3 separate regions of the Homo sapiens genome follow, and all the other regions are linked to region 1. The links are chromatin loops, found by intact Hi-C in ENCODE. Cell type or tissue: endothelial cell of umbilical vein. All regions are shown on one strand. Each heading gives the region's core, and the rest is flanking DNA. Links, peaks and the distances in the headings are about the cores only.

Region 1 (8,184 bases), core at 1,505-6,504:
CAGCCAATTTTTTTAGTTTTTGGTAGAGACGAGGTTTCGCCATGTTGGCCAGGCTGGTCTCGAACTCCTGACCACAAGTGATCTGCCTGCCTCGGCCTCCCAAAGTGCTGAGATTATAGGCGTGAGCCACCATGCCCGGTTGATTGTCCACTTTTATTGTTCACACTATCTCACAGATTTTCTCCTAATGCTTTATTTCTATAACCATGAATCTAACATAAACATACCACATTCTATTGATGACATCTCCCTTTCAAAGCTAATAATTTCTAATATTCAAAAATAATTATACATTTCCTATACTTACTGGTATATGAGGTTAATTATTCTTTATGAGTGTATAAAAAGGATAATTAAATAGAACTGTGCACTTACCTCTGTGTGCTCCTTTCCAAACACATCTCTCTTTCTCCCATAGTAAACACTATCTGAATGTGATATTTATTTTTCTCATGTATTTCTTTGTAGTTGTACCCTATTTGCATTTAGTTTGCATGTGTTTGAAATTTAAATGGACAGAATCATACTGTATGTATCTTTCTCCAATCTGCTTTTCTTATTCTTATTGTATTTGTGAGATTCATCCCTGTTGATACACATGGCTGTGGTTTCTTCATCTTTCACTGCTACATACTATTTCATCATATGAATATACCATAATTTACTCATCTTGTTGATGGATACTTGGATTACTTCCAAGTTTTTTCAATTACAGACAATGCTGCTATGGACACTCGTGTATATGTATAAGGGTACATAGCAAATACAAGAGTTTCTCCAGAAGTGGAATTGCTGGTTTTACAATATGCATGACTTCGATGTAACTAAAAAATGCCAAATTGTCTTCCAAGATTGTCATATCAATGCACACTTTTAAGGTAGTTTTCTGAGGACTCCAGTGATCGTACATTCTGGCCAAGACTTGGTTTTACCAGACTTCTTAATTTATACCAGTGGTAGACATAAAATAGTATCTTGTGGTTTTAATTTTTCCCTAATCTTGTGATCATAATTTGCACTTATCTAGTTATGAATGAGGTTTTAATATGTTTAATATATTTATTACCAATTCAGATCTCCTTTTTGTAAAATCCATGTTCAATTTGTTGGTCCATTTTTCTATTAGGTTTTTTTTTCCAATTAGTTTTTTTTAGGTGTAATTTTTAAATATTCTGAGTAGTAATCTTCTGTACATTATGTGAGTATTAAATATCTTCTTCCAGTTTGTGACTTGTCTTACTTTTTAGTGATATCTTTTGATAATCTTGCTTTCCAATGGTATCTTTTTATTTTTCTTTTTTGAGATGGAGTCTTGCTTTGTCGCCAAGGCTGGGGTGTAGTGACATGATCTTGGCTCACTGCAACCTTCGCCTCCAGGGTTCAAGCAATTCTCCTTGCCTCAGCCTCCCGAGTAGCTGGGATTACAGGCACAGGCCACCATGCCTGGCTAATTTTTTTGTATTTTTAGTAGAGACAGGGTTTTACCATGTTGCCCAGGCTGATCTCAAACTCCAATGGGAGGTAGCTTTTGATTAGAATGTAATCAAACTGACCGGGTGCGTGGCTCATGCCTATAATCCCAGCACTTTGGGAGGCCGAGGCGGGTGGATCACTTGAGGTCAGGAGTTTGAGACCAGCCTAACCAACATGGTGAAACCCCAACAAAAATTAGCTGGGCGTTGTGGCACGCACCTTTATTCCAGCTACTCGGGAGGCTGAGACACGAGAATGGCTTGAATCCGGGAGGCAGAGGTTGCAGTGCGCTGAGACTGTGCACTGTACTCCAACCTGGGCAACAGAGTGAGACTCTCTCAAAAAATAAAAATAAAAGAATGTAAACAAACTGATCAGACTTCACCTATTTACCTAGTGGGTTGAGTTTCTTTTATATCTTCTTTGAGAAATATTTCCTATTTCTGGGACATAACGATATTTTCTTCTAAAATTTTGAATTTTACATTGTATATTTAAATCTTTGGTCTGCCTAGGTTTTTTATAAAATCAATTTTTATCACGTTACCACTTATGCCTACAAAATCTTGATTGAAGATACTTGATAAATATTTTTCCATTTTCTTTTTTCATTCTTTGATTTTCTATTTTAAACAATATTTTAAAAAATACTAATTTCAGGCTAAATGTATCTTTTAGAAGCACTCGACAATGCATTCTTTGTCATTGTTTAGACATTACATAAACTACCAAAAATGCAAGTGAGCCAACTATTTGTCACAATCAGTGTTCACTTATTGGATGAAGAACTACATTTAGAGTAGAATGAGTTCTGGGTCCATACTGTAGATGTAGAGATACTTTAAAGTACAATCATAAATCACATAAGGATGTTTTGGTCAACAAAGGACTGCATGTATGGGTGGTGTCATAAGATTATAGTGCAGCTGGCTGGGTGTGGTGGCTCACGCCTGTAACCCAAGCACTTTGGGAGGCCAAGGTGGGCGGATCACAAGGTCAAGAGATTGAGACCATCCTGACCAACATGGTAAAACTGCATCTCTACTAAAAAATACAAAAATTAGCTGGGCGTGGTGGTGCACACCTGTAGTCCCAGCTACTCAGGAGGCTGAGGCAGGAGAATTGCTTGAACCTGGGAGGCAGAGGTTGCACTGAGCGGAGGTCGTACCACTGCACTCAGCCTGGCAACAGAGTGAGTCTCTGTCTCAAAAAAAAAAAAAAAGATTATAGTGGAGCTGAAAAATTCCTATCCCTTAGTGACGTCATAGCCATGATAATGTCCTGCACAACGCATTACTCAAGCTCATGTGCATATTGTGATGTTGGTGTAAACAAACCTACTGTGTTGCCAGTGGTATAAAAGTATAGCAGATACAATTATGTATATTCTATAATACTTGATAAGAAATGACTATGTTACTGGTTTATTTACTATACTTTTTATTGCTATTTTAGAGTATACTCCTACTTATTTCAAAAAAAGTTAACCATAAAACAGCCTGGGGCAGGTCCTCCAGGAGGTATTCCAGAAGAAGGTATTGTTATCATAGAGATGACAACTCCATGTGGGTTATTGCCCCGGAAGACTTTCCCAGTGGGGCAAGATGTGGAGATGAAGACAGTGATATTGACGATCCTGACACTGTGTAGTCCTAGGCTAATGTGTGCTTGTGTCTTCGTTTTTAACCAACAGTTTAAAAAGAAAAGAAAAGAATAAAAAAGCTTAAAGAATACAGATACAAAGAAAGAAAATATTTTTGAATGGCTGTACAGTGTGTTCTAAAGTTTATAAAGTTTATAAAGTAAAATAATTACAGTAAGCTAGGGTTGGTTTATTACCAGAGAAAGAATAAATATTTGAATAAATAAATATATTTTATTTATAGTGTAGCCTGACTGTACAGTGTTTGTAAAGTCTACATAGTGTACAGTAATGTCCTAGGCCTTCACATTCACTCACCACTCACTCCCTGACTCACCCAGAGCAACTTCCAGTCCTGCATGCTCCATTGAGGGTAAGTGCCCTATACAAGTATCATTTTTTATCTTTTATACCGTATTTTTAGTGTACCTTTCCTACGTTTAGGTACACAAATACCACCGTATTCTAGTTGCCTACAGTATTCAGTCCAGTAACATGCCATGTGGGTTTGTAGCCTAGGAGCAGTAGGCTAGACCATATAGCCTAGGTGTGTAGTAGGCTATACCATCTAGGCTTGTATAAGCACATTCCCTGATGTTCACAAGACAAAGTGATGCATTTCTCAGAATCTTGTTAAGTAACACATGGCTGTATTTGAGGTGCCAAATGAAGAAAGTATAAAAATATCCCTTTGTCATCATTTGAGATGAATTGAATAAACTACACTTTGGGGGGCAGGGTGGAGAAAAAGCATAATTGTTATCATTTAATCGTCACCTAGCATGATCTCTATAGCTAATCAAGCATTGAAAATTATCCTCTATATTTCATATTTAAATATGACCTGCTGAATTGAATATGGAGAGGTGTGATAAAATGCAGAATATCTCTCAAACCCTATCAGCTCCTAATACAACCCGAGGGGTAAACAGGACCTTTCAATGACTTGGCACCAGAAGGATTAGGCCAAAACACAAGTCTTTGGGATGAGAGCGGAGAGGTTGCGGGCCGCGGGGCGGGTCGGTGGGGAGGAGGGTGCGGGGGAAGGGGGAATCGAAGGCGCCATTGGAAACGTTGTAAAATGCTTGGAGCGCCCTCTGCTGGAATATATTGGTAAAACAGCAGTAGTGACGAAGCGCTCTGCCTCCAAGTTGGTAGAAATAGAAACCAAAAAAAGCGAATGAAATGGCTCTTTCTTAAAGTAAGCCTTGACACGAGGTTCAAACAACAGTAGCCTTTCTTCTAGAGTTTTATGTAAGATTTGTCACTTTTCCTTCTACCTTAAAATATCTGCCTTATACCAGGAAAAAGTATGAATTTGATTTCTTTTTCCTTTTCCTTTTTTTTTTTTTTTTGAGACGGAGTCTCGCTCTGTAGCCCAGGCTGGAGTGCAGTGGGGCGATCTCGGCTCACCGCAACCTCCGCCTCCCAGGTTCAAGTGATTCTCCTGCCTCAGCCTCCTGAGTAGCTGGGACTACAGGGGCGCACCACCATGCCCGGCAAATTTTTGTATTTTTGGTAGAGACGGGATTTCACTATGTTGGCCACACTGGTCTTGAACTCCTGACCTTATGATCTGCCCGCCTCGGCCTTCCAAAGTGCTGAGATTGCAGGCGTGAGCCACTGTGCCGGCCTATGAATTTGATTTCTTAATAGACACCTTAAGGGAGGCAACCTCAAGGAAGGGCATAACATCACTTTAGAACACTAAGGACTGAAAATTTCATTACAGCCCAGACTTTTATTCATTGCGTACCTTTTGAAAAGTCATTTAATTTATCTGTACTGTGTCTTTTTTTTTTTTTTTTTTTTAGATGGAGTCTCACTCTGTCACCCAGGCTGGAGTGCAGTGACACAATCTCAGCTCACTGCAAACTCTACCTCCCGGGTTCAAGCGTTTCTCCTGCCTCAGCCTCCCAAGTAGCTGGGATTACAGGCGTGCACCACCAAGCCCGGCTAATTTTGTATTTTTAGTAGAGACGGGGTTTCTCTATGTTGGTCAGGCTGGTCTCGAACTCCTGACCTCAGGTGAGCCACTCGCTTCGGTCTCCCAAAGTGCTGAGATTACAGGCGCGAGCCACGGCACCTAGTCTGTATTGTGTCTAAAATGAAGATGACAATAACAATCTCAAACACTTTGACAGCGGGAAGTTTCACAACAGATGTGAAACAAAATTCCTAAGTGCCACATGTCCTTCCCATAGCTAAAAATCCCAGAACTGGCCAGCAGCCATGTTCCCAGATGAACACCGTATTGAGTCCCAGTCACTGTGTCAGGCCTGAGAATATGGTTCTCATCCTCCCAGAACTCCCAATCCAACTGTCTGCTGGGGAAGACACTATAATAATGCAAATAACAGCAATAAAACACGGAAAGAAGAATGTATTGGAAGATTATAAGGACACATACTTTTCTAGATAATCAGAGAAGTCTTCAAAGAAAAGCTGTATTTGAGCTGGGTCTTAAATAAATAATGAGATACTTGCCAATACAATGCATATTTTTTTCCTTAAAATTGTTTAACTGTTATCAGTAGAAACTAAAAACAAAACAAAACAAAATGTGTTTTTTCAACATAATAAATAACAGAAAATTAGCCTAGTTCTAGTTTATTTCACTGGAAGTCTTAACAAACAACATACTGATGCAGTCATTGATTAAATAAACAAATCATAGCCAGGCACAGTGGCTCACACCTGTAATTCCAGCACTTTGGGAGGCCAAACAGGCAGATTGCACGAGCCCAGGAGTTAGAGACCAGTTTGGCAACATAGTGAAACTCTGTCTCTACTAAAAATACAAAAATTAGCTGAGTATGGTGGCATGCACCTGTGGTCCCAGCTACTCAGGAGGCTGAGGTGGGAGGATAACTTGAGCCTGGGAGGCAGAGGTTGCAGTGGCACAATCTTGGCTCACTGCACTTCAGTTTGGGTGACAGAGTGAGACCCTGTCCCTAATAATAATAATACAGATTTGACACTGATAATAATAATGAGTTCTGTTTTTGCTACCTTTTCAGAAAAACATATCTAAACATATCTGTGTTCTGTTAATGTGTTTTAGTGTTATATCATTTTTTTTAAGACGGAGTCTTGCTGTGTCGCCCAGGCTGGAGTGCAGTGGCACAATCTCAGCTCACTGCAACCTCCTTCTCCTGAGTTCAAGCAATTCTTTTGCCTCAGCCTCCTGAGTAGCTGGGATGACAGGCGTGCACAACCATGCTGGGCTAATTTTTGTATTTTTAGTAGAGACAGGGTTTCACCATGTTGGCCAGGCTGGTCTCAAACTCGTGATCTCATGATCCACCCACCTCGGCCTCCCAAAGTCCTGGGATTACAGGCGTGAACGTCCACGCTCAGCCTACATCTTATATTCCATGCATTTCTTATATTTCCTGGATTTCTCACCAAGCATATTTGTAGAGAAGAAGAAAAAAGAGAAAATCATTTTTGAAAATATTTGTTATGTATTTTCATAAAGCATTTAAGTCAGCACTGTGTAATAGAACTTTTTGTGATAATGAAAATGTTCTTGGCCAGGCATGGTGGTGGCTCATAACTATAATCCTAGCACTTTGGTAGATCCAAGTTGGAAGATAGCTTGAGCCCAGGAGTTCAAGACCAGCCTAGCAAGACCCTGTCACACACACAAAAAAGTTCTATATCTGTTCTTTTTAATAATGTAGTTATTGGTCACATGTGACTATTGAGCACTTGAAATGGGCCTAGTTTAACACTGAGAAAGAAAATTGTTAATTTTATTTAATACAAATTGTCATATGTGGCTAGTAGCTACCAAAATGGACAGGAGAAAAGTAAAGTTATCATTGGAAAAATAAAAAATGTATTGGACTTATTTGTATTTATTTTAATGAAAGCTTAATATTATTTTGATCTGGAAATACATATGATAGAAGGAATCATGACTTTTCAGTGCTCAAGCATCCATAATTTTTACCCTGGTCCTGTATAAATTGGCTCCATGAGATAATGTAATTTTTCATGCTATCTGCCTATATTTTATCATTAAGTTATTGTGAACTGTAACAATTAGCAGTCAAATTTACCATTCCATTTGGTCTCTCTAGTGACTTTTTTTCCACGTAAATATTGTTTCGAGACACCTATTTTAAATTCAACACATTCTATTATATTTTTTAAAAATGCAGATTCCCCAGAGCTCTGGATTCTTTTGTCTTCAATACAATATATACCTTTTTCGCACTCAGTAAGGTTCTTCTCTAAGTAGTAGTGTTCAATAAATATTTGTGATTAAATATGTGAAATTTAACTTATTTTAAGATAAGTGGAGAGTATAGTAGATAGAAGAGTTCCTTCAAAAGACACTCTAGCGTTTCTTTAAAAGCCTGGAAGATATAGTAGGTGCGCAGTAAATATTTGTTTGCTTGATGAATGAATAAAGTTGTGACTCTTTAAAGACATTCAAGTGGGAAATGGAGCAGGGCTTGGAAAGGAGACCCCAGGGAGAGGCTCCAGTGCGCCTGTTAAGAATCTGACTCCATCTGATGTGTAATACAGACTTGGCAGGAGCAAAGCTCCGTTATTTCCCAGTACCTCTCTCCAAGCTTGGCTGTTTATTGAATCATAAGAATTAAGGAACATGCGCACTTCTAATAAGTGAAAAGTTCAGTAGTTCCTCTCTGCTTGATAATAGATCAGAGAAAAGGTGATGAGGTGGATAAGGCCAAGCTTTACCTCTGGGTACCTTTTTCTCAGTTCCCTTTCACCCTCCTTCAAATAATCCAGAACATATGCAAGAGGCAGCAGGTGTTTCAGCAGTACTAACAATACATCCTCAGAGGATGAATTTATGAGAACCTTGGGCTGAAACTACCTACATGGCTTCTTCAAGGTAAGATTTATTTGAGAAACATGGTTTGTAAAACCTCCTTGCCAGGTTAGTATTATTATTTACAGTAATTCTAAAAATAAAGTAAAAAGAGAAAACCCCATCAGGTCCAGTGCTACTTCTCAATCATCAGCCTCCAGATTCTTCCCTCTTTTTCCCATCCCCTTTTCATAGGAATTTCATCCAAGAACAAACCTTT
Region 2 (6,690 bases), core at 53-5,052, 740 kb before region 1:
TGTTTGTGAGTAGGGAGAAGGAGTATTTCACCAGAAAGGGGCAGTGGAAGTCTGGCAGGACAGCAGTACTCTGGGTCCACATGGACAGCATGTTCAGAGCAAGAATCCAGGGAAACTCTAGGTAAACAATGCAACACTCAGCCTCCTTGGAACAGGAGGGGACTGGCGTTCCACATGGGCTGAGATAAGGCAGAAGGCCATGGTCAGGAGAAGGGAAAAGAGCTGGAGGGGATATCTGTATGAGAAGACTTAAAACCTGGAGCTAAGGGAGTGTGAATACTGGGATCCATGACTGGCTTGTTCTTTGTCACCATTACTCTAACTTCAAAAATGCTTCACGGCTGGGCGTGGTGGCTCACACCCGTAATCCCAGCACTTTGGGAGGCTGAGGCGGGCGGATCACGAGGTCAAGAGATTGAGACCATCCTGGCCAACATGGAAACCCCGTCTCTACTGAAAATACAAAAAACTAGCTGGCCGTGGTGGCGGGTGCCTGCAGTCCCAGCTACTCAGGAGGCTGAGGCAGGAGAATGGCGTGAACCTGGGAGGCGGAGCTTGCAGTGAGCTGAGATCGTGCCACTGCACTCCAGCCTGGGCGACAGAGAGAGACTCCGTCTCAAAAAAAAAAAAAAAAAAAAAAAAAAAAAAAAAAAAAAGCTTCACATATTTTATGTATCAATAACTAAATATTTGCTCACTTTTCCTTAAGTTGATCTTGATTCAATCTTAAGGAGTTGGATAACCCGAGCTTATTTCATGGTGTCTTCCCTAAGAAACCTTGGCCTTTTGGTTTATATTAGAATTAAGGTCCAGAAAAAACTAACACAATTTCTTAGAAGTCCAACAAATCACTTCAGACAGAGCCAGACTTTTCAGGGCTGCTCCAACAAGTTTAGGGTATACCTCCAACATGAGGCCTAAAGCGAGTTTGGCTTGGGTTGAGGATGTAGTCCATAAAACAATGATGTTTAATGATATGGTAAGATGGGAGGCATTTATTTACATAGCTGTTATTAAAGGTACTATAACCAATTTATTGGTATTTTAAATGTTTTATTATGGAGAATTTTAAACATACTCAAAAGTAGATAAAATAGTATCATGAATTCCCAGATAACCATCCAGTACCAAGCCCATGGCCAATCTGGCCTATCCACACCTCCATCTATCCCTTCCCTTGAGACTATTTTGAAGGAAATCCTAGATATCATATAATTTCCCTTATAAATATTTCAGGATGAATCTCTAAAATGCAATAGCTTGTCTTTATAACAAAACTAACACAACTGAAATATCATTATCACATCTAAAAATAATTCCTTAATAATATCAAACATTTAGTGTCGACATTTTAATTGTCTCATAAATATTACAAATAGGGGTTTTCCATGGTGCTTATTTAATCAGCATCCAAACAAAGATGAGATATGGTAAATTATTATTGTATTTTAAATATCTTTTAATTTTCATGTTCCATTTTCCTCTCCCTTTTTCCCCCTCTTGCAATGTATTTGTTGAAAAAATGTGCTTTTATGTCCTATGAACTTTCTCAGTCTGAGTTTGACTGACTGATTACATCTCCTTGGTATTTTAACATGTTTGTCCATCCTTTGGGTTTTCTGAAAATTGCTAGCTAAATCTAGAGTCATCATCGGATCCAGGCTGAATTTTTTTGCATATATTAATTTTTACCCAAAAAAACTATAAGAATAATCTCAAGTTTTACCAAAAACTTATTAACACATTTTTTCTATAATTCATGCCAGAAGATATTACATAAACATCAAAAATTTGAAATTTAAAAGTGAACAAAGGGCTTCATTTTTGTGGAAAACAACATACACACTCCATTAACCAAAAATAAACACAAGAAAAGTTCAAAAAAGCCCAAATGCTATAGGGACAACAACTTCAAATTAACCCAAGGATCTAAATAATGCAAAACCTGATATTAGCTACATGCTTTCCAGCCATTAAAATAGAGACTTAGATGTTGAAAACTCTATTTTTGATTCAGAGACGAGCTTTGTGCCCCGGGTTTTGGTTCAGTTTGCCTCAGCTACCACTAGAGGGAGGCCAATATGCATTTGAAAAACCCAAACATAAAAAATTGGCCTGAACCTGGAAGATTTCCATTTTTAAGTTCTTTTTAAAATATCAAACATAGTTCTTATTCAATATTACATATCATTTATTTTGTGTTTTACTAGGAAGCTTCACACTAAATTAATTTTGTATTTGGAATCTGCCTATAATGCAAAGGAAAAATACAGCCCTTTTGTGGCCTATACAAAGTACATGATACAACAGGTACCCCTGAAGTCCTCCTTCACCCCAGATCTTTTCAAGGCATTGAAAGGTACAAGAATACAAGGGGACTATGTCATGGTGACTAGGTTAAGTTTTTTTAGAGATTCTAAGTGCTTTTTAAGAATGCAGTACCCCAACTCCCTTACAAATTACAATTTTAAAGCAATAAACTATAAAACAAGCATAAAGAAATCCAACAAATTTCTATTTTCCGATGACAATTAATTTTTTCTGGTGAGTTAGAGGAGAAATATTTAATTCCCCCCCCACCCAACAAAAAACATTACTCAATACTCCTTTGCTGGAGGGCTAAGCACACGCTTAGTCAGCTTTATAGATAATCCAGATAATCCAGTTCTGCCTCCCATCCTGCAAATAATTAGCTAAAATGTCGGCACTAACTAATCTCTCTTTTGCCACAAAATATGCACATTCCTTATAATGCTTATGCTTTACATTAACCTAGCTCTTTAAGATTTATAACTCATTTTCACATGCTATTTCATTCTATCCTCAAAACTTTATTTTTATGGGAGAGTATTTTTCCTGCTTTATAAGAAACCAACACTCCAAACAATAAAAATTTGTTTACAAAGTTTAGTTATATTTCACATAAACAGGACTCAAATTCAGTGCTTCTAACTTCTAAAACTCAGGTACTTTATGGTTCTACTGATGAGGCTATTGTCAGGAATTTCACTTCCCCTATGAACAATCCTGTTTCTCATTGTCAATGCCTGGAAGATTCTAAAAGCATCAAAGTCACACTTATGCTTTCCATTTCCGTAGACTTGGCAAGGAACTATGCGGGCATGCACTGAATGGCCAGTCTCAGTGCCAAATGGAAAACCTATCCTCAGGCTCCTTGGCTCTGCCAGGTCAGAAGACTCAGAGCACACACTACACTGCAGCTGTTGAGGCCATGGGAAGTAGGACCAATGGAGTGCAGCCCTATGAGGCATATAGAAGGTGCTGAGGTTGGAGTTTTTCATGGCAATAACAAATGTACCTATGATCACTGATCACAGACATCTTTCCCAGCTGGTGGGGGCAGTGGCAAGTCTAAGCCATAAAACCCAGCAGAAATAAAATCTGTCCAGGGCTAAGTGGTGTGCTGATGATTTTTTAACAACCAGCTCTTCTGGAAAGGAGGAAAGAAAGCCCTGGTTTGTAGTTTGCCAAAACTCCCACCATGGCCAATTTCGAGTGTACCAAGCAAGCATCATATCATTAAATATGAAGTTGAGAAGATACGCTAACAATCAGCACTTGCACTCCACTCCTCAGTCCCTATGCCTAGAGCACCCCACTCTGGCTGTGCAAATATTAGGAGCAGGGTTGATTAGAAAACCCTCCATTCCATACCACTATGGAATCTATGGATGGATTTTCCATGAGCACAACTGGCTTCTTGGACCATCCCTTACTTCTCTTCAAGGGTAAAGAATTTATTTATCTAATTGGTGTGTTAGGGAGAAGCAACTGAGCATGCTGAGCTAAGCTCCTTTCTGCCCTTTCTCTCAGGGATCTGTCTGCCTGAAGACAATGTGCTTTCTGTTTTGGCTGCTGTCATGAGATAAAAGTCAGTGGCCTTATGCCACAGTTTTCAGGACAGTCCTGGCATTTCATCCCTTCGACTCTCAAAAGTGTCTTGGTTTGCACAACAAATTATGTGTCACTTTATGTAAAAGGGACTAACCCTGCAGAGCAAGGCCTGGCAGGCAACCAGAAAAATGGCTATTTCTGGTGCAGTCCTAGGAAACCTACTGTTACCACACAACTGAGCCACATTCTTCAATATCACTTTTATTGATAATAAACCTGACATTTTGATCTTCATCGGTTTGATTATTTTATCTAACTCTAGTTATATGCCAAACACAAGGAGTAACAACAGAGCCATCATTTTGGAGACTCTTAAAACTTCATCAAACTGAGTGCCCTGAAAAGTGACTGGTTGTGGCTTTTAGATAAGAAGAAAGTGGAAGTCCACACACACAGAAACAAAGGAGACTAGGATCATTAAGACAATTATCCACAAGCTCCCAAATCTACATTAAGAAAACAAAATACTAAAAATTTTTAGTGAGAGTTGACTCATAACAGCACTGCTATAATAAGAATTTAGAATTAAATTGAGGTGGCTTTATAAACCGTGGGTCACCACCACAAATATGTAGGGTACACCACTCTGTTGCTGCCTAAGCGTATTTAAGCTAGCTACCACTAGAGGGACCCTAATCGCCAAACATCATTTATAGCTAACCTTAACAGCCCTTTTCCTTTCCTTCAGACCCTTGTTTATCTGTATAGATGTAGTTGTGGAACACCAAAGTGGCACTCAAAGAAAGTAAAATAACAAAGTTCTTAATATTTGTGAAGTACTGAAACATGCACTGTTTCAGACTGTGTCTCCAAATTAACCTCTCTTCTTAAAGCTCACCTGACCATAGGTTTAGTTCAAATGTGGAATGGATCATTTGCTTTTTAAAAGCCACATCCAATTATAGAGAATCATAAGTTAATATTCACATCCTTTTGCGATTACAATTGTGTTAAATGAAATACTTCTTTCAAGCAAGTAAGCCATTACTATGCTTTCAAACTCCTCCCAAAATCAGTGTCTGGGGAGTAAGGAGTATGCAAACCTCAGGATAACACACACAGAGACACACACTCATATAGAGCACAGGATAAAAAGTTATACAAAAGGAAAAGTAGCTTTATATTCCAGATTATCACAATCAAACAGTTCAGAGGAGATTTACACTGCCCTGGACCTGCCTAACTTTAACTACCAGCAGCTAAGTTGCAAGCACACCAGGAACCTTGACTTCAGTGCATGACCAAAAACAGGGTGGGGAGTAACACAGCAAGAACATTTCCAGACAATTCTGCTGATGCACTTGTTGGTTCGGTTATTTTCTTGCCAGGGCCACACATACACACCCATAGGCAGTGCCTCCAGGTCACGAAACACACTGGAAATGTGTATATTGTTCAGTCAATATCAATTAGACAAAAAGACAAACCATATAATGCACTATCCAAAGAGGATTTGTTTTTTGCTTTAATCGTTGATTTTGCTTGCTTGCTATAGCTAAGACAACTAGTCACCTACACAACATCTATTCTCTTCTTTTTCCTTAATGATAGAACTTTAAGAACTTTAATTTTATTCCAAGTAGTGATGTATCCAGCTAAAGGACTGCATTTGCCAATCTCTCCTGCAGATAGGGATGGTTGGTAAACAGTAAGTGGGCCTTTAGAGAAAGCTCCTTAAGACAAACAGCTGAAGTATGTCTTTTTGTCCTTTCTGCTTCCTCCCTGATTAGAAGACATATATGATGTCTGTCTGGGATCCCAGCAACCATCTTGGACCACGTGAAAACCTTGGGGATGGAAATCACATGCTATGGATGGCGAAGAAAACTAAAAGCGCCTGAGTCACTGATACCACTTTAGAGCTACCATATAAGCCTCTCTTAAGCCTTCCTTTTATGAAAGAAATATAAAATTCCATCTTGCTGAATTCCTATCTGTGTTACTAGCAATTGAACAACTGATTTGCCAGCCATCTGAATTACCCAGATTGTCTGATAATTGGTCAATACCCACTTCATTTTAGGATATAGAAATAAAGCTTCAAAACTGGCCATAATAGCTATGGTGATTTGATCCTCAAAACTAAAAATTAGGTCACACAATAAGAATAGTCTGAATCCACTTATGGGAGAAGCAGATCAGCTTATTTGAAATCGGGTTGTGCTAGAATACCCAGATCATATGATTCTATTTTCAGTTATTAAGTTCAAGCACGTTGCAGTAATCCTGACCTGATTTTCCACTTCATCAGGAAAAAGATAAGTTTGCGTACTGTGTGGTACACACTCTTCTAACTAGAAACTTCAGTTTAATACACAATCTCTGAAATTTATTTCACAAAGTGTTCTGAGTTTCCTGAAACTCAGGTTCCCCATAAACTTTGGGGGTTTTGTTGTAATTACACCTATGCTCCTTTCTCTGTGCTCAGGAAGAAGCATTATTGGCACCTGTATCCTGTAGAACTCAGTTCTATATATTTAATATTTGCCTTACCTAAGCCCTCTATATATGTTTCCCCATAAAAGGATAATAATACTAACCTTTCCTCCAGTGTGTGTTGTGATGTTTAATTAATGTTTACAAAGCATTTAGTGAGCTGCAGATGAAAGACTCTAAGGAAGCATAAAGCAATATCATTAGACTGACTCATCAGCTACTTTTATTAGCTATGCAAAATGAAAGCCATGTTGCTACAGCCAAAATAGTTATGGATACACATTAGGTAAAAAATATAAATTCCAGCACAATTTAAATCTATATACCACATCTACAAAG
Region 3 (6,690 bases), core at 53-5,052, 310 kb before region 1:
GTATGTGGTTAAAAGTAGCCACACAGATCCTAAAAATATTTTTCTTAGAAATTTGTTTTACCCAGCTGGGTGTGGTGGCTAACAACTCTAATGCCTGTACTTTAGGAAGCCAAGGCAGGGAGTTCAGTTGAGCCCAGGAGTTCAAAACAAGCCTGGGCAGCAAAGTGAGACCCTGTCTCTACAAAAAATTTAAAAATTAGCTGAGAGTGGGGGAGTAGCATCCCAGCTACTCAGGAGGCTGAGCTGGGAGAATTGCTTAAGCCCAGGAGTTTGAGGCTGCAATGAGCTATGATCACACCACTGCATTCCAGCCTGGGTGACAGAGCAAGATCCTGTCTTAAAAACAACAGCAAGAAAAAAGCTCTTCCATCAGATATCCTAGCTTATCACTCTTAAATTCTGCCTTCTGTAAAGTCTAGGGCATGAACACAACTCAGCCAAGTTCTTTGCCATTTCATAACAGGGATGGCCTTTACTCCGGTTTCCAAGAAGGTATTCCTCTTTTCCATGTAAGACCTCATCAGATTGGCCTCTACTGTCTATATTTCCACCAATATTCTAATCATGGTCACTTAAGTAATCTATAATTAGTCTCAGCCCTTCCCTGCAGCTCTCTTCTTCTTCTGAGCCCTCACCAGAATCACCCTTAATACTCCATTTACAGCAATCTAGTCTTTTTCTAGCCTGCTGCTCCAGATCTTTTTAGCCTCTACCCATTACCCAGTTCCAAAGCTACTTCCGCATTTTCAAGTATTTACTATAGCAACAACTCCAATCTTGGTACCAATTTTTTTGTCTTAATCCATTTTGTGCTGTTATAATAGAATGCCACAAACTAGATCATTTGTAAACAGAAGAAATTATTTAGCTTGCAGTTCTGGAGGCTGGGAAGTCAAAGATTGTGAGCCTTCATCTGGTGAGGGCCTTCTTGCTGCATCACAACATGGTGGAAGGCATCCCAGGGCTAGAGAGCATGCTCAAGAGCAAAAGGGGAACAAATTCACTTCTATAACCAAACCACTCCCTCAATAACTAACACACTCCTTTGATAACAACATTAATCCATTCATGAGGGTAGAGTTCCCATTACCTAATCACCTCTTAAAAGTCCTACCTTTTAACATAGTACTGTTGTATTGGGGATTAAGTTTCCAATATATGGCCGGGCATGGTGGCTCACGTCTATAATCCCAGCACTTTGTGGGGCCGGGGTGGCTCACATCTATAATCCCAGCACGCCAAGGCAGGTGGATCACTCCTGAGGTTGGGAGTTCCAGACCAGCCTGACCAACATGGAGATACCCCGTCTCTACTAAAAATACAAAATTAACCGGGCATGGTGGCACATGCCTGTAATCCCAGCTACTCCAGAGGCTGAGGCAGGATAATCACTTGAATCTTGGAGGTGGAGGCTGTGGTGAGCCGAGATCACACCATTGCACTCTAGCCTAGGCAACAAGAGTGAAACTCCTTCTCAAAAAAAAAAAAAAAAGTTTTCAACATACAAACTTTGGAGGACAAATTTAAACCATATCAATGCCCAAGAAAAAATATTAACAGAAAACTGTCACACACACAAAAAAATAGAGGCTGGAATATTAAGACTCAGACAATTTAGAAATGAAAGCTTGGTCACTCCACTAAGACACCTGACCAGCTGAGCTTCTGGCTGAGGGCAAAGGGAATACAGAGTAGGTAGCAGAAGGTCATAAATATCAACCATGGTCTCGTCATCAGTTAAAAAACAGGGCTGTAGTAGGTTGGCTACATATTTTCTCTTTGCTTGTAATATGTATGTTTATTTTTAAATGTTAGCCATTTTCTTTTTTCCCCCATGATTTAATATACAAGTTGTTGGAGGTTAACTTTACAATTTAGACTTTAGCTAACAGAATATTTAGTAAACTGTGACTGAATTTGAAAAGCAATTAATAAACTCAGTATTAAAATTTTTTAATTTTAATTTTTAAAATTATAGTAAAATATGCATAATGTAAAATTTATCATTTTAATCATTTTTAAGTGTACAGTTCATTGGCATGAAGTACATTCATATTGTTGTGCAACCATCACCACCACCCATCTCTAGAACATTTTCATCCTCCCAAACTGAAATCCTGTACCCATTAAGCAATAACTCCGCATTCTTTCCTTCCTGCCCTCCAGGCCCTGACAACCACTGTTCTACTTTCTGTCTGTATGAATCTGACTATGCCAGGCACCTCATACAAGTGGAATCATACAATATTTGCCATTTTGTGATTGTCTTATTTCAAGTATAATTTTTTAGAAGGTGAATTATAACTCACATACAAATACAAAATGAATATGTGTGATAGGTTTTATTTACCTCATTAATTAATGAGGGAACCAGTAAGATGTTACAACTAGATCAAAGGATAATTCAAAAAAACACACATAAATAGGCAACAAGGAATGCTAGAATGCATTTATTTAAAAGATGGAAAATGGTCTAACCACAGGGTGGTTAATCTACTATATTCCACCAGACACAAATAATTTTCATTTCTATGAACTAAAAATCTTTTACATTGTTATTAGTTTTCTACAACTTTCAGAGCTATAAAATAGCCCCAAAACAATGAAAGGAAAAGAAAACCAGGGAGTGTATAAAAATAGAATGTCCAATAATCATACATATAGAGCATGAATGGATATTGACAGTATAGCCGTGAATGGAAAAACAAAAACAAAAAAGGGAGGGTAACACTGTGCCAGTTATCAATTTATTGCTCCTTAGTCCAAAGCAATCTTTCTTTTTCTTGTTTGGAGTTAACTGATCTGGATCTGGATCCCATGAACATTTCTCATTTGCCAGCTGGTGCAATGTTAGGCTTATCAGCAGAGGGCACTAGAGAGACACTGCAGGCATAGCAGAGAGGCAGTAGCTGCCCTTCCTAGATCTCCTTGTTGTAGATTTTGTTCTTATGGTGTCACCTATGGAGTTCCATTGGCACTCACTCTCCAATAAGCTTCCACCTCACCCCAGTAGATGGCTTCCAGCTCACCATCCCCACCTGCAGCTGCACCACCACCTCTATCTGCAGCACTCCAGTGAATTCCTCTGTCATTTACACATATAATTTCTCTGCCATCTAGCTACAGCCCCGTCCTCTCCAAGGGGGTCTGAATTTTAGCCTCAGGGTTGAGATCTCTTCCAAGTCTGTTACTCCCTTGGATGTTCTCCCTCAGCCTTAGAGGTAGTCATGCTGTTTACATTTGCTTTTTCTTCTTCTTCCTTTTTTTTTTTTTTTTAAGAGATAGGGATCTTGCTAAGTTGCCCAGGATGGTCTCCAACTCCTGACCTCAAGTGATCCTCCTGCCTCAGCCTCCCAAGTAGCTGGGATTACAGGTGCTAGCCACTGCATCCAGCTGCCTTTTTTTTTTTTTTTTAATTTTTAGAAACGGTCTCACTCTGTTACCCAAGCTGGAGTGCAGTGATACAATCATGATTCACTGCAGCCTCAACCTCCTAGGTTCAAACTATCCTCTAACCTCAGCCTCCTGAGGAGCTGAGACTACAGGTATGTACCACTATGCCTGGCTGTTTTTTAATTTTTTGTAGAGATGGGGTCTCACTATGTTGCCTAAGCTGTTCTTGAACACCTGGGCTCAAGTGATCCTCCTACCTTGGCCTCCTAAAGTGCTGGAATTACAGGCATGAGCCCTTGTGCCCAGGTTCTGGTATTCTTTAGAGTTATCCTTTATCTGTCTTAATAGTTAACCATGTTTTATTAGTTAGTAACCTTTATATTAAATTTTTCCTGCTGGGTGCAGTGGCTCATGCCTGTAAGCCCAGCACTTTGGGAGGCCAAGGCGGGTGGATCACCTGAGGTCGGGAGTTTGAGACCAGCCTGGCCAATGTGGTGAAACCCTGTCTCTACTAAAAATACAAAATATTAGCCACATGTGGTGGTGGCAGGCACCTGTAATCCCAGCTACTTGGGAGGCTGAGGCAGGAGAATGACTTTGAACCAGAGCTGCAGAGGTTGTAGTGATCTGAGATCGCACCATTGCACTCCAGCCTGGGCAACAAGAGTGAGACTCTGTCTCAAAAAAAAAAAAAAAAAAAATTCCTGATAAATTATTGGTATAATTTCTGTCTCCTGATTGATAACACCATAAGCTTATTTATTTTCTCCCTATTTTAAAGTTGTCAAATCCATATTATTACTCGTGCAAAATAAATATATTAGCATGCTTTCATGTCATATTAATATTTTCTAGGAATTTAGTTCTGAGTTGTAATTGAAATAGTTTCTATTTCTCTTTTCTTTGGTTCTTTTATTTGGATTTTACTTACATGTTTGATACCTTCTGATATTGCTCCCTCTCTCTTTTTTCTTTTGAGACAGGGTCTCACTCTGTTGCCTAGGTTGGAGTGCAGTGGCACAATCATAGCTTGCTGCAGCCTCAACTTCCCAGGTCCAAGCCATCCTCCAACCTAAGCCTCCCAAGTATCTGTGACCATAGGCGCATGCCACCACATGTGGTTGTTTCTTTTTTTGAAACAGAGTCTCACTCTGTCACACAGATTGGAGTGCAGTGGTGTGATCTCAGCTCACTGCAACCTCTGCCTCCTGGGTTCAAGCGATTCTCCTCCCTCAGCCTCACAAGTAGCTGGGATTACAGACGTGCATCGGCACACCTGGCTAATTTTTTGTATTTTTAGTACAGATGGGGTTTCACCATGTTGGCCAGGCTGATTTTGAACTCCTATCCTCAAGTGATCCACCCCCCTCGGCCTCTCAAAGTGCTAGGATTACAGGCGTGAGCCACCACACCAGGGCCATGGCTAATTTTTTTATTTTTTATAGAGACAAGGGCTCACTATGTTGCCCAGGCTGGTCTTGAACTCCTGGGCTCAAACGATCCTCCTGCCTTGGCTTCCCAAAGTGCTGGCATTATAGGCATGGGCCACCACACCCAGCCTCTGATATCTCTTAAAGCAGTATGAATTTCTGCTTCTCTTATAATGTGGGTCCTTGTGTGACAAATTTTCTGTGAACTTGTATGCTTGAGGCTTAATGTCAGCTTTACTATGCTTTTATATTTGAATGATAATTTAAGTGGTAACATATTTGTGTGCTAGCACATTCTCACATTGCTATAAAAAATACCTGAGATTGGGTAACTTATTTAAAAAAGAGGTTTAATTTACTCATGGTTCTGCCAGCTTACAGGAAGCATGGTGCTGGCATCGGCTTATCTTCTTGGGAGGCCTCAGGAAACTCTGAATTATGGCAGTAGGCAAAGGGGGAGCAGGCACGTCACATACCCAGAGCAGGAGCAAGAGAGAAAGAGAGGAAGTGCCACACATTTTTAAATGATGAGTTCTCTCAAGAACTCACTCACTGTCATGAGGACAAACCAGGAAGATGGTGTTAAACCATTCATGGAAATCTGCCCCCATGATCCAACCACCTCCCACCAGGCCCCACCTCCAACATTGCAGATTACAGTTCAACATGAGACTGGGGCAGGGACATATATCCAAACTGTATCAATTTGTCAGTCTCATATATATATGAGACCGAGTCTCACTCTGTCGCCCAGGCTGGAGTGCAATGGCACGATCTTGGCTCACTGCAACCTCCGCCTCCCAAGTTCAAGCAATTCTCGTGCCTCAGCCTCCCAAGTAGCTAGGATTATGGGCATGCACCACCACATCTAGCTAATTTTTGTATTTTGAGATGGGGTTTTGCCGTGTTTGCCAGGCTCGTCTCAAACTCCTGAGCTCAAGTGATCTGCCCGCCTTAGTCTCCCAAAGTGCTGGGATTATAGGCATGAGCCACCACACCTGGCCCCCAAACTATAACAATTTGAATGATAATTTATTTAGAATTTTAAATATGAAATTCTAAGCTCTAGGTTTGTTTCACAATACTTAATATTACTCCTTTGTCTTCTTGCAGCACATGTGCTGTTGAGAAATCTAATATCAATATGATCCTTGTTCCTTCATAGATAACATGTTCTTTCTTTCTAGAAGATTTCAGAATTTCTTCTTTATGTATGTTACTTTGACATTTCATTCTAATGTATCTAGTGTGGATCTTTCCTTTTCTCTTTGGCACCTTTATAAACTTTTCAATCTGAAATCATTCATCTTAAATTATAAGAAATTTAATGTTATTTCTTTGACTATATCATCTTTTTTTTTCCTTTTTTTTTTTTTTTTTCTGAGACAGAGTCTTACTCTGTCGCCCAGGCTGGAGTGCAATGGCACGATCTCAGCTCACTGCAACCTCTGCCTCCCAGATTGAAGCAATTCTCCTGCCTCAGCCTCCCGAGTAGGTGGGATTACAGGCTCCCACCACCACGCCTGGCTAATTTTTTGTATTTTTTAGTAGAGATGGGCTTTTGCCATGTTGACCAGGCTGGTCTTGAACTCCTGACCTCAGGTGATCTGCCCACCTTGGCCTCCCAAAGTGTTGGGATTACAGGCGTGAGCCGCCGTGCCTGGCCTATGTCCTCTTCTTCCTTTTTGTTTCTAATTTCCCCTCTTGGGACTCACATAGGTGCTGACACTTGTACTTCCATCCTGTCATGCTGGACCCGTTGACTTCATTAGGGATGGTACCATGTTTGAGAGGCCGAAGAAGAGACTTGGAACCTGCAAACAAGACAGGGTTTATTGAGGAGACTTAAATACAGGGTGGTCTAGTG

What was found. A loop is a pair of places that touch in the nucleus more often than their neighbours do. Peaks named below come from ENCODE experiments on the same cell type or tissue, not always from the same donor. Only the 100,000 strongest peaks of a DNase experiment are listed, where the experiment ranks them.
Region 2: a loop joins it to region 1, with 8 times the contacts of the local background. A loop is called at or near these places in 24 of 110 quality-filtered maps.
Region 3: a loop joins it to region 1, with 16 times the contacts of the local background. A loop is called at or near these places in 94 of 110 quality-filtered maps.

The regions. Positions count from the first base shown.
Region 1 is chr4:87,231,757-87,239,940 of GRCh38, forward strand. It overlaps a transcript of KLHL8 not described here. Among named protein-coding and RNA genes, the nearest start is that of KLHL8, 15 kb to the left of the region's middle. RefSeq lists enhancers at 3,957-4,066, 4,041-4,335 and a silencer at 4,157-4,256. In endothelial cell of umbilical vein, for the core only: a CTCF peak has its summit at 4,242 (motif pointing left); a DNase peak (open chromatin) is centred at 4,215; H3K4me3 peaks cover 763 bases; H3K27ac peaks cover 389 bases.
Region 2 is chr4:86,494,225-86,500,914 of GRCh38, forward strand. It overlaps a transcript of MAPK10 not described here. Among named protein-coding and RNA genes, the nearest start is that of MIR4452, 45 kb to the right of the region's middle. RefSeq lists an enhancer at 4,450-4,559. In endothelial cell of umbilical vein, for the core only: CTCF peaks have their summits at 2,066 (motif pointing right) and 4,523 (motif pointing right); DNase peaks (open chromatin) are centred at 2,067 and 4,557.
Region 3 is chr4:86,919,690-86,926,379 of GRCh38, forward strand. AFF1-AS1 (AFF1 antisense RNA 1) reads right to left here. Exons shown (of 3, transcript NR_038841.1): 3 at 5,205-6,637. It also overlaps a transcript of C4orf36 not described here. Among named protein-coding and RNA genes, the nearest start is that of AFF1-AS1, 12 kb to the right of the region's middle. RefSeq lists a silencer at 5,308-5,602. In endothelial cell of umbilical vein, for the core only: a CTCF peak has its summit at 2,876 (motif pointing right); a DNase peak (open chromatin) is centred at 2,872; H3K27ac peaks cover 764 bases.